Linked DNA regions of Homo sapiens: region 2 is linked to region 1. A link is a contact called in ENCODE Hi-C data. All regions are on one chromosome and are shown on one strand. Each heading gives the region's core, a stretch centred on a gene start or an enhancer-like site at or near the end of the contact. The rest is flanking DNA. Distances are from core to core; before and after follow the strand shown.

Evidence for each region. Hi-C counts contacts between places; a loop is a spot of excess contacts on that map. Pooled maps may share reads with other maps.
Region 2: a map of ascending aorta shows a loop between it and region 1 (4-fold over the local background). The contact joins the enhancer-like site here to the promoter of SETBP1 in region 1. A Hi-C loop is called at or near these places in 4 of 168 maps with a recorded cell type or tissue (ascending aorta, chondrocyte, esophagus muscularis mucosa and 1 more) and 7 of 50 pooled maps.

Annotation. Positions count from the first base shown.
Region 1 is chr18:44,678,543-44,685,111 of GRCh38, forward strand. SETBP1 (SET binding protein 1) reads left to right here and starts at 2,346. Exons shown (of 6, transcript NM_015559.3): 1 at 2,346-2,479. SETBP1-DT (SETBP1 divergent transcript) reads right to left here and starts at 1,330. Exons shown (of 2, transcript NR_187430.2): 1 at 1,074-1,330; 2 at 1-347. RefSeq lists silencers at 471-1,110, 1,781-2,030, 2,171-2,220 and enhancers at 4,092-4,161, 4,272-4,341, 4,392-4,481.
Region 2 is chr18:45,518,887-45,525,455 of GRCh38, forward strand. It overlaps a transcript of SLC14A2 not described here. Among named protein-coding and RNA genes, the nearest start is that of SLC14A2-AS1, 18 kb to the left of the region's middle. Within about 2 kb of position 2,410, at least 3 of the 41 ENCODE cell types and tissues checked have a DNase peak (open chromatin) inside an H3K27ac peak, as active enhancers do; they include ascending aorta, where a contact is called at or near this core.

The DNA of each region.
Region 1 (6,569 bases), core at 1,096-3,595:
TAGCCTAAAACTCTCATGAAGAACGTGATAGGAGTCCTCTCAGAATCCGAGTCCTCGGTCAACTTTACCCCAAGTTCTTTGAGCGGAACCATTTGCAGACCTTCCCGAATCCGTATCTATCCTATATTGTTTTACAATGTAGACATGTCTCTGAAGGGTTCCATTCGTGTTTCCCTGAAAAGACCCCCTTTGTAGGCCAAATACAAAAACTCAGAGATTACAAATGCCACCATATTTTGTAAGAACTGAAGACATTCCACTTTGTTCTTCCCACCCTGAAAACAACTGCATGCCAGTCTGCGTTTGTCATCTCTCCGTGTCCTTCCCTTCATCAAGTGTCCAATTCTCTTGAATAACGAGAAAATGCACATGAGATCTGAATGCATACAAGTCGCTTAACAACAACAATAAAATAATAATAATAATTTAAAAAAACCCTGAAAGTGAAATATAATTACCAGGTTAAAAAAAAAATGCGCCCAGTTTCGAGAGCCTATCACAGCTCACGTCTGGGCGCGCAGTACCCCCCCGACACTGCTCCTGTTGTGTCAGATAGTGGCAGTGTTGAGCCCAGGAATACGCGCGGAGCCCGCGGCGATCCCCGCGGCCGCTCAGTCTTCGCGGCGGACTCCGGCGCGCAGGAGCCACTGGGCCGCAAGGGCGCCGGGGAGCGGGAGGGGCGCTGGGGGCGGCAAGGGGTCCCAGATCCCAGGCCACGAACTGTTTTCCTTTTCCCCGGGCAAGAGCCCCGCTCCCTTCAACTGACAGAAATTCACTGGGGCAGGGGGGCGAGTGGGGAGAGAGGTCGCTCAGGGCTCGCTACTGGCTGCGCCTCCCCCGGCTCTGGTCTGGGAAGCGGCTCTGGGCCCTCCGGGCGAGCAGCTTGGGCGCCGGCGCCCCCTGCGAGGAAGATCGCGGGGTGACGGTCGGTACCCGTTCGGCTGGGCCGCGCTGCCGCTCCGATCCACCTCCCTTCCGCGCCCGCGCCCTCCCCCTTCCTTTCACTAGGAGTCCGGGATTCGGAGAGGGCGCGGGAGGCAGGCACACGGGCCCGACCCCACTCCAGCGCTCACCGGGGACGCGGGCGGGCGGCGACGGGACGCGGCGGGGGCGCGGGGCGGGCGCGGCCATGGAGCAGCAGCGGCGGCGGCGGCGGCGGCGGCGGCAACACTAGCGACCGCGGGCGGACGAGCGGGCGGGCAGGGCCGCCGGGCTCAGCGGACCGAACTGCACAGCTCAGCAAAAGCGCCCTCGCCCTCCGCGCGCCGCCTCCTGCGAGCCCAAACCCACCAACATTTTTTAACGCTCCAACCCATCCTTTGAAGAAAAGCAAAAAAAAAAAAAAAAAAAAAAAAAAAAGCAAAAAAAGAAAAAGCATTGATCGGAGAGACGGGGATATATATATATATATATATATATATATATATATAAAATTTTTTTTGGCTCCTGCTAAAATTAGCAGGGCTCGCCGCGCGCCTGTGTGCCAGTGTGTGCGAGTGTGTGTGCGTGCGGGCGTGTGTGTGTGAATGTGATTACTCCAGGACTCCTCGGGCTCCGGAGACGCCATTTTCCCCCTTGATATCTCTCTCCATAAATCGGTGGCGCGGCGGAGGCGGCAGAGTCGGGCGGGAAGCGCGGGGCCGGCCGGGGCGCCCGCCGCTCGCCGCCGCCTCCGCGCGCCCGGGGGCCCCGGCGCCCCCCGAGCTAGGGCGGCCAGCTCGCGGCTCGCCGTTTGACAGATGCTCATCGCCATGGAGTTGCCGCAGCAGCACCTTTGGGGGCTCGGGCGAGCGACGGGAGCCGGGATCTGAGCGAGCGCCGGGGCCAGCGGAGCCGGAGCCGCCGGGACATGGGTGAGCACGCGCGGCGACCTTGGCCCGGGAGCCCGGGCGCCCAGCCTCCCTCCGCGCCGCGGGCCCCCGCACTCCCGGAACCGGGGGCGACGTGTGTGCCCTGCATGCAAAAGTTCACGTCGCCTTGCTGGGTCTTTGACTTTGCACCCGGCGGGAAGGGGGAGACCGGGCCGAGGGGGCGGGATGCCGGTCCGGGCGAGGTTGCAGGAGATGGGCGCGATTCCGGCGGGCCGGCGGGTGGGCGGCGATGCTGGCTCAATTGGAGTGGCTCGTTGGTGGCGGCGATGGTGGAAGCTTTGGGCTGGAGGGCTGGGAGCTTATTGAGTTTCGCCTAATCTGATCTACCCCCCCTCCGCCCCCCGCCTTTTGCACCCTCCCTCGGTCCTGCAGCCGGCTGGCGGGGCTGGCGGGTTTGGCGTTGGTGGAGTGGACTCGGGAGGGGGAGGGGGTAAGGAAAGGGGTGGGAAGGCAGGATTTTTTTTTTCTCTCTTTGTAACTTGCAGGTTAAGTGGAGCTAGAGAGCTACATTGTAACCTAGTTGGATTTTTTTGGGGGGGGAATGTATCAGAATCTAACGTGTCGTTAATAGAAAGAAGAACAGGCAAGAAGTGGTCCAGCCGGCGAAGGTTGGTGTGTGCTTGTGTTGTGCCTGTGTGTTAGTCTTTTTCTTAAAAATCTTAATCAATGGATTTGAGTCTCTTTCTTGTGCTCTCTGGTTTTGGGACTCTGAAAAGATAGGAATTCCCTTAAAAGCAGACGAATGCCTTTTTGAAAGCACGCATTGTGTGCGTTTCTAGAGGAGCCGTGGGCTTGGGAATGAACGGCAGGCTTCCCCGTTCGGTGGTTTCCAGTGGGAAATCACTCCGGAAAGGGAACCCTTCGGTATCGATTTATTGTTTTTGTCTTCCAAACCATTATCTCTTTGACCGAAATACTGTCTGAGAAGTTCCGCAGGGACAAAGTCAGGTAAACTGGACCGGGCAGATCTTTGGCAAGATGGTGATAACGGGGATGCTGTTTTCAGTGTCTGTTTGTGATGGAAGCATTGTTGGGTAATAGCAATTTCTGATCGGTAGAGCATGCTGGTTCTAAAAAAATAAGTTAACTGCCGAAATACTGTCTTCCAGCCCCCCTCCCCTGCACAGTACAGCACCTATTCCCCCCGCCCCCCCATCCAGACCGCTTACTACAAGTCTGAAATCGGATCCAACTGGAAATATTTTCATTGGAGATTGAAAGTTGTGCAATTGGAAATAGATGAGGCTAGAGGTATTGAGAGTGTGGAAGGGGAGTTCTTATTGCCCCCTAATGCTGCATTTATTCTTTATGTGTGTCTGTGTTGGATTCTCAGGGTGTGTATCTGTCTAAAAGGACTGTTGTGGGAAGGATTTCCGATTCGTTTCCGTTTCAAATAAACTGTCCTGATAATCTCACGGTTGACATCTAACGCTAAAAGGGCAATTTGTGTGTCTCTTTATCCCTGCAGAAACTCTCCTCCAAAAGGGCAGTTTATTCTGGAATTCTACAGCAGATACCTTTCCCTTCCAGCCCCTACACTCCCCCCACCTCCTGCCAACTATCCACACCTTTCCCCTTAAAGTTTAGTTGGAGTCCACTGGCGTTGATTGTTTTTCTCTTACATCTTTTTCCTTCTTTTTCTTTTCATTCCTTCACTCTTCATCCTGTTTTTCTTCTTTTTCTGTAGATTTATACTAAAAACTAATTTCTTGAAGTCTCTGTACTGTCACCAAAACTATCTGCCGATTTGGCACCATCTCTTACCCTCCTTTAGTAAATAGGTATATCTCCTGTGCCCCATCCAAACTCATCTTCACGTGCAAAGCATGTGTGTGTCGTGGGAGAAAGGGGATGGGGTAGAGAAGAGGTATTTGGAGAGGAAGGGCGGTGTTGTGTGCAGGCCACATCTTCAACACTGGACCAGACCTGGGCATTCCGGGGAGAGTTTCCTTTGCACACCCCAGCTGGGATGGGAAGGCGGAGCCAACCAGACAGGGGCGTGTGAGGGAGGAGAAAGTTTGTAGCACTTTAAGATGTAGCTAGTTTACCATCCCAGGTCACTCCCTCCCTTTTTTTCTGATTTCTCTGGCTTCTACCATCCTTAAACTCCCTGAGGGAGGCGTGAGCTCTTTTGCTCTGACGAGGGATTCCCAGGTGTCAGAGTGAAGGTGAGGTGCTGTGTTTTCCCCTGTGCTTAGTCTCATTGCCTGTTCCCAGAAAAGGGTATTAAGACAGAGTGTTTGGGGGAAAGTCGGAAGAGGAGGAAGAAATCAAGTGTGGTTAAACAGAGTATTTGCAAACGGCAGGGAATGTAGCCCCCAAAGATATGGAGACCAGGTACCCAGAGTGTTGCTTGGCACACGATTTCTCCTCCCCCGTTAAGGGGACAAAACCAAAACCAAAACAAACTATTGGTCTTGGGAAGTTGAGTTGGTGTTAGACCTGGGCTGTGGGAGTTGCTAGCCACTATAGTAACCTGAGCTGAGCTGGGGGAGGAGGTGGTGAGCGAATGCACCACCGGGAGCCAGAGGAGGGAAAGGGACTCGTCTCTCTTAGCTGGGAAAATAGATGTATCTCTGGAATAAACAAACTGGAGGTGGGGGAGGGGATGGCTTGCAGTGAACATAAGGTGGAGTGTCTGAGAGGCAGTAGTGTCGGTTAAGAAGGGGGCCACTTCTAGCTTGGGAGAAAATATCAACTGCCTTATATGTTCATGAAAGGGCTAGGCAAGTGAAGGGCTGTAATTTGATCTTTTGTATGTTAGCATCAGAATGTTACATAGGAAGGCTCTGCTGGAAGGCCCAGTTTTGGACATCACACAGGGGAACCTAGAGGTATCTTTAAGTTAACCCAACAGCCCCTGCTGCCATAAGGGCTTCTGGTCATGGACTTGCCTTGCTCAGAGTGAGCTACTTTGTAAATCACCTGACCTAAATGAGGGTTGGGGAAAAAGGAAACAGTGCTTGGGAGTGTTTTAGGATTTAGTTGAAAATGGTGAGTGGGGAGAGGCAGGAGGCAGGATTTTGCTGAAGAAGAAATAAATAGGTAGGTACTTTCCCCTGGATTCCATTTCTCCTGTTAACTTTGAATTCCTCTAGGGGATGAATCGATACTTGTCTGGCACAAAAGTGTACCTCTAGGAGAGGAGAGTTCTCTCAATGTGGTCATTATTTTTAGTTGTACTTCAATCTCTGCTCCAAAGCTTCTATATAGTATGCAAAAGGAAGCAGATGAGAAATAGCTAGCTGGATGGGGCATCCTTTCTGGGTTCCTGTGGAGACACTGAAACTTGGCTGGGCCTGGACCTCCCAGAATGCCAGTTTTTTCCTTGGAGACTTGAAGTTTAAATTGAAACCAGAAAGCTATTGAAGGCAGATCCAGCCAATGAAACCCTGTTTTCTCTGATGCTCAGGAATGGGAAATAAATAACTTTTTGCTGATGGCATTTCAAGTTGCTTCAGTTTTGCTCCTGCCAGAAGAATGGGGCAAATTATTATGAACACATTAGTATTGTAAGGAGGAGTTGCAGTGCTTTAAAAATGGGATGGTGTTATTGAGTTTGTTCAGGGACTCAGTGTATGTGAGAGTCCTACCAGAGGCTGGTGGTGGGAGCACAGGAGGCTGCCCTGGAGGGTTAGCAGCACTGGGTTGAAGAAAGGAAGCCTCACAGAGGTCTTGCTGCACATCATTTTGTCTGGTCCTGGGGTTCCTGTGAAGGGAGCAAAACAATCCAATTCCATTCCTATCCTGTGGCATATGTTGAAACCTAGTGAGTTTCCCAAAATGTTTTGGGCCATAAGTTTGGGCTTCTTTTAGAGTGGTTTTTAAAGGCAACCCAGGTGTTTTACAAACTCTTCATGAAGTTGCACATACTTTGGCCTGCCATATACCTGAAAAGTGCAGGAAAGAAAACACCAGGATGTCCACAGACTATAATTCGTGAATGCAGAAAGATGATGCCAATCTACATTTTTGCTTAGCTCTGAGTTTTCGTTTTCCCTTTTTACCGAACTTTCTATTAGATTTTGATGCCCCCCTGAGATACATCACACTGGGGCTGGAGAAGGTTTTGGAGGACTGTAATTGTAGATCACTGAGTTGAAGCTTCTGGTCCTTACTGTTCTGATTTAGAAGTTTCGTAGGTTCAGTCCAGAACAGCTGTTTTTAGAAGGTTTTTTTTTTTTTTTTGCCCATTAGAGGGTACCATCTAAGGTTGAAGAACCATTAAATAATTAATTAATTAATTTTTTGTGACAGAGTCTCGCTCTTGTTGCCCAGGCTGGAGTGCAGTGGCGTGATCTTGGCTCACTGCAACCTCTGCCTCCTGGGTTCAAGTGATTCTCCTGCCTCAGCCTCCCAAATAGCTGGGATTACAGGCACCCACCACCATGCCTGGCTAATTTTTGTATTTTTAGTAGAGACGGGGTTTCACCATGTTGGCCAGGCTGCTCTTGAACTCCGGACATCAGGTGATCCACCTGTCTCAGCCTCCCAAAGTGGTGGGATTACAGGTGTGGGCCACCGCGCCCGACCGAGGAACCATTATTTTTTAATGGCCGTTAGCTTAGAAACCAGCAGTTGACTTCCTACCCTGTTCATAGCAAATGATACCAGGTAAAGAATGTGAGCAGCCCTGAAGTCCATAGGATCCTCTGGGAGGTAGCTGCCACCCCCTCCCAGGAGCCCATGATGGTTAAT
Region 2 (6,569 bases), core at 1,160-3,659, 840 kb after region 1:
GGGAAAACGAGATGTGTCCACTGTGATTCTGGTTAAGCTGAGAGCCCCAGCTGGCAAGGGGCCAGCCTGGTGGCATGCAAGTAATATAATACACAATCTAAATGCAAGCATTTGTGGCCTGTTTGGGGAATCAATTAACAATAAGCATATACATCCATTTACAAAATAGCAGTGTGCTAGAGTATACCCACACTGTAATTGGAAACTAAAATAATACCAGGAGGAATAATCATTTTAAAAAATCCTCCAAAAAGCCAAGAGTAATACTAAGAAAATAAAATAAAAAATGTCGTCCATCTGCAGAGTTATATCCTTAGGGAAGCACTGCAGAGCGCACTAACAAGCAACTGAATCCATGTATAAATGAACAGAAACCCATGAAGGCAACAGAAGGCAAGGTGGGGTGTGGAAGGAAAAAAATATCCCTGGTAGATTAGCTACCCCTGAATCAAGCAGAGTTCCATTTGATTGCTTCTTGTAGGAGATGGAATGCTCCAAGGCCAGGCATGACCCTCAGGGGAAATTATTCTTTATCTGCCCATTCACAGAGTCTCCAGTGTTGGTTTTGAACTTGGATCCTCCTTTCCCACTTCAGCACCCCCATGCCCATGCGTGAGCATGAGCACACACACATACACCTCACTCACTCACCCCTGGGGGAATCCCAGACACATAATTTACTGTTAGCTGCTAGCTGAGGAAGATTCCCTGCCAGAGAACTAATTGGAAAAAGGGGGCAGAGTAAGCACGAAGAAGGAGGAGAGAGCTCATATAAACCCCAACTTGTGCACTTGGCAATCAAAAAGGGGCTAAGCCAAAGATCTCCTGTCTGATAATTTTAAGAAATTAAGCTAAAGGCTCAGAGAAATTCCACCCGTGCTGTTACTCCGGGATCTGCTCATCCCCTGGAGCCTGTGGTTTAGCAGCCCTTTGTGAGATCGCTCTGGGTTCTACACTAAGGGGAGGTCTCTGAAGGAAACCAGAATCAGATGGGACTCCTACACTAGGAATTAACAGGCTGGTGCCACCAACTACCTGGCAGTGGTATCAGGCTACTCTGGGTGTTAGCAGGCCCTTGCATACATGGATGGGAGCTAGCAGCTACTGCCACTTTCACACACCAGAAATCACAGCTGTGGTGTGCTTAGATCTCTTTGGGCCAATGGGCATGTCTTGTACGTACCATTTGGTTGAAGTACGTAGAGGGTGGAAACCATATTTGGTATGTCTTTAGAAAGTTAAAAAGATGCTTTAGCCATATTCTTGGAATGAGTCATTCAACCATGTTGGACTCAGTACCTAGCACTATTCCCTGCTTCAGTGCAGAGAATCAAGATGTGGTTTTTGCAGAAGCAGAGCCCATCATCAAATAGATATTGAGTCCCTAACAGGTATAAAGCCTCAACTAAAATCTCAAAAATTCCTTTCAGGAATATGAGTGTGCTACATGTGACTGTTGGCAGATCACCTGATGGAGACTTAGGATAATGGGTGGTGCAGGCTGCGAGTCCATGGGCATGCCTTAAACACACCCTTACCTTATGTCCCCCTGTCCCTGACCCAGTGCCCGCAACTGGGCTTTTACATGGTACTAAGCACTAAATAAATACCTTTTGAATGATGGACTAAATGCATTTAAAGTTGCATTTATTTCTGTTCTTTTTGATTAAAATGTATGGAATAAACTTTGCATGTCAAATGAGCTAGATCTTTATAGAGAAGTGTTTTTCTGGGCGTTTCCATCCTAAGGAGGTATGGCCCATGAGACAAGAAGCAACATGGTGTCCTGGAAAGAGCATGAAATTTCAGCATCAGAAAATGTGGGTTCTCACACATCTAGCTGTGTGACCTAGGGCAGTTACCTCAACCTCTGGGAACATCTATTTCTTCCTCTCTAGACCAGAGAGAACAATCTATCTAATTTGTGGGTTACCATGAGAAGATAAGGGAAAGGCTTACTAAGTGGCAAAGCCCAGGGCATATACAAGCTGTTAGGATCATGATTATTATTATGACCGAAAGTCTGCACAGGTGACAGGGCCTTGGTGATTGGGTGCTTCCCCAGCAGTGGGAATGGGTGGGCCTTCCTCCTCCCACCAGGTCCTCTGAGATACTCTAGAATCTTAACAGCTGGCCCAGGCAAGAGTAGTGTCTATGACCATCCAACAGGCCCACCTATGGCCTGGAAACATGACCTGCACCTCCCATCACCTCAGTTCTACATCAAGTGACCTGTCAACAGTCATATTTTTTAAGGGAATTTCTGAGAGCTTAGTTGAGGCTTTAACCTGATAGGGACTCAATGCCAGTTTGATGATGGGCTTTGCTTCTACATCATCTTGATTATCCTTACTGATGGAGAGTTGTGCTAGGCACTGAGTCCGACAGGGTTAAATGACTCATTCCAAGCTTACAGCCAAAGCATACTTGCAGTTTCTGGCATTGTGCTAAGGACTACTGGGAATGCAGAATACATAACTCAGAAAGAGTGCACAGGGTTAGGGATAGAGACTCACACAAGACAGACACTCAGTAACTGGATAGTACCATAAGCAGGATACAGCTCAGGGACCAGAGAGAGTAACACAAGAAAGGTACAAAAAAGACTTGGAAAATTGAGAGAAGCCAGAAAGAAGAGAGAGGACATTTAGATATGAGGTATAACTTTGGAAAAGACCTTCAGAAAGTAACCCTGTTTCCTTTTTCATTTTTTTTCTTTTTTAAATAAAATTACCTTTCGAGGAAACAGATTTACATATGAGATTATGTCTGGCTCAAGTGACCTTTAAAATCCATTGTATTCCATAAACCAGCAAGTCGCAAGATTTAATGTGCATCAGAATCACTTGGTGAGTGTGTCAAAAATGCAGGTTCCCACAGAATCAGAATCTCTGGAGCTGGCCCTCATAAATGCATTTGTTCTAAACAGCCAAGTGATTCTGGGACTCAAGCTGAGGGAGGCAGGAAGGGGTGTGGCTGATTGTGAGTGGGCATATTCATCCAGAAAGTAAGAGGTATTTTCCCAGAGGCCTATGGGGTAACTGGCCTTAGACATCGTTACTCTTTGAGCTATGTTTCATTTGAGGGCAGCTTGCCATGGAGGAAAGCGTGCTGGACTGGGAGTCAGCAGACTCATGTTCTAATCCTGCCTGGACTATTTGCCCCTTGGGCAATCTAAGGCAGTCTAAGGCAGTTATGTGCCTTTCTGACCTTCAGTTTGCACATCATATCAGTGGAGATCACCATCCTTCACGTGGGGTTACTGTGGATTTCAAATGGGAGCATGCATGTTAAAGCACCTTAAGAAATAGAAAGTGCTGTAGGAAAGTTGGCAGCGTCAAGTTCTGGGTATGATGTGTTGTGAAAAGGAGGCATTTTTTTATGTTTAGCCTTGCTATCCAAAACAGCTAAGCCCTAGAAGCATAAACACTATAAGCCCATGAGAAAATGTCCAGCTTGCAGTAATAAACTCGAGAAGGTAACCCCGGAAGGTGCACCCTTGACATTGCAGACCTGGGAGAGTTTGAGCCCTGCCATCCCCAGAGCGGCAGCTTCCCGGCACCATCCCTCAGTCCCTGCCTCTCATTCTGCTGGAGATGGCCCCGAGCTCAGGGCGGGAGCAATCCTACATAACTCACTACCCAGAATGGAAATGCCACATAGCACATTTAATTCTGCACTGACAGTTCTCGGGAAACAGGCCTAGTTCTCCATCGACCTCTAAAATAGATGATGGTTTTGGTAATAGCACTTTCTTCAGGAAATTCCATTCATGTTCATTCATTTATTTTAGACCACAAATATTCATGAATTTTGTACAGTGTGCTTGTTATTGTGGTTGTTGTTTGTTGCGTGAAGATTTCTGTTTGCTTGCTTGCTCACTTTACTCAGGCTCTCATTGGATTCCCCAATTCTTATTAACATGTGGATCATTAGAAAATCATATCACCAAACCAGCTATACCCTGTTGCCTTGGGCAATAGAAGTCAGAGGCCATTTTGCTGAGGACACCTGGTTTAAGCATCTGGGTTGCCAGGGGTTCCCATTTCTGCTAAGTTCCAACGCAGAGCATGCCATGGCTTGGCACGCATGCAACCAAAAAACTGATCTCTCCAAGTCATGGGTGAGAGGGCAGAGTGTCTTACCATGACCCCATAAGTGGTCTACGGCAAGCTGTAGTCTGCACTGGTCACTGGTGGGGTGTGGGGTGGGGGTTCTCCACTTTCTCAGCTGGTGAGAATTGTAGTTTACACTCAATTTGAGAAAAGGATTAAATAAACAAAGGAGGGAAATGCCAAGAAAGTTCCTCCAGCTCCAGCCCCAGCCCCTATGCTGAGTCTGGATAACCCAGCCAGACACCTTGAGATGTGGATAAGTATCACAAAGACAGGTCGCCCAGGGCAGGAGCAATCTATACTCCCATCACCAGGTTTTTTTTTTGTTTCTTTGTTTGTTTGTTTTGAGATGGAATCTCACTCTGTCACCCAGGCTGGAGTGCAGTGGCGCAATCTCGGCTCACTGCAACCTCCGGCTCCCTAGCTCAAGCGATTCTCCTGCCTCAGCCTCCTGAGTAGCTGGGATTCCAGGCACATACAACCACACCCAGCTTTTTTTTTTTTTTTTTTTTTAAGTAAACACGGGGTTTACACCATGTTGGCCAAGATGGTCTTGATCTCCTGACCTCGTGATCAGCCTGCCTTGGCCTCCCAAGGTGCTGGGATTACAGGTGTGAGCCACCACACCCAGCCACTAGTTATCATTCTTTAACCCCACGAAATCTCCCCTGTCTTTGGAGACCCAGTGCAAATGATACATCCTGCCTGTAACCCTCCCCACCTGAGACCTGCCTTTGCTCTGACACAGCAACTGCCTGGATCTCCACTGAGGGCTTCCTTTAAGGGCACTATTTCACTTTTCCCAGGTCGTCCAGATCTCTGGCCACATTTGTTGAGAACTTACCCTACACTAGGCTGTTTGTGTGCCTTTTACTGTTTAACCCTCACATCTGTCCTTTGAAGAAGATTTTGTCATCATTTTCAGATAAGAGAATGAGAGATGCAGAAAAATTAAGAAAGTTGCCCCAAAGACACATAATTTGTAAAGTACGGAGTTGAATTGAACCTCAGGACTGGACACAAAACTGGAGCTCACCTGAATACTCTGGGCTGCCTCTAATACCTGTCTTTCCTGGCTATTGTAAGGATTGGCAGTAACAAGTATAAAGCACCTGGATGGAGCCTGGTCCTTAGTGGGTGCTCAATAAGTGATCCTTATTACTACTATTACTTATTCTTTACTATTCTCAGCCTTAGACTGTGAGACTTGACTGTTTACAGACCTGTTTTCCTCTTGAACCTTGCATGGAGAGTGTATTTTATTCACTTAGTGCCCTCAACACCTCAACAAGTGTCTGGCTACCCAATGTTTTGTACTGATGAGGTCCTCAATAAATGCTTGTTCAATCCCATTGCACTGCATTCAACTCAGCTGGGACTTGAAGACCCAGTAGGGTGTGAATAGAATGCAAGAAAGAAAAGACAAAGGCAGTGAGAGGGATGTGCCCTTGATGGGGTGTGGGACCAGCCCAGCTGGACCTGAGGTGAGAGGAAGGGTTGGACACTGGCCTCAAGGAAGCCCAGAGCAGCCTGATCACCTATGGTAGGCAAGGTACCCTGAACATAGTTCCCTATCCAGCCCTATATATCCACATCAGAAGGCCAACAGATGACACATACACATGAAACTTTGGCATTTCATTCTTCTTAGTTCAGGGCTCATTTAGAGAAATGGGTAAGTGACAATCTTCATGGAAAGAACACAGGACCGTATACGAAAACACACAGGTGTAGACCTAACTGCTAAGCCCTTAAATGCCTCACCTGCCTTATCTGGCCTCAGCTGCTCCATATGAAAAATAAGATAGAGGCACCATGGCCCCACCAGCCCCTGCCCTTTTTCCTGCCCCATTTTCTCCTCACCCTAGCATTTGGAGTTGAAGGAAAGTTTTCTCCCAACTTTGGTGAGATTTCTGGTAGGACTAATTCAGGAGACTTAAAGCATCTCCTTATTATCAAGATGAAATGTTGAAGTCAAATTTGAAACTACAGGGATAATATAGAAAGCTTATGGGCAGCTTTTAATATCCACCTCCCTATTTAAATCTAGAACAATCTTATGCCTTCCAGATAAAAAGGATACCTCTTGGGGGTAATTCCCAAGATGTTTTTGAAATCTTTGCATATAGACACACACACACACACACACACACAAAACTCTCCTCCCTTCAGCTCCTTGTCCATCCTATAAAAATTTTCTCTCTGACCTACCTGGGGTATTTTCTTTAATGTGGCTGCTATTGGTAATGAATCAAATGCAGTATCTTGCAGTTAATCATAAAACTAAGCAAATGAAACAAGACTTCATGGGCCCATCCTTGGACTTCTGTCTCCCTGACTCCTCTTTTGGGAAAGGTTGAGTGGATTAGGCTTGAAGTGAATGACTGTAGTGCTGCTGGTGCATCCACCATGCATGTCTTGAAGAATGTCTCCTACCACTTCCAAGATCCCTAG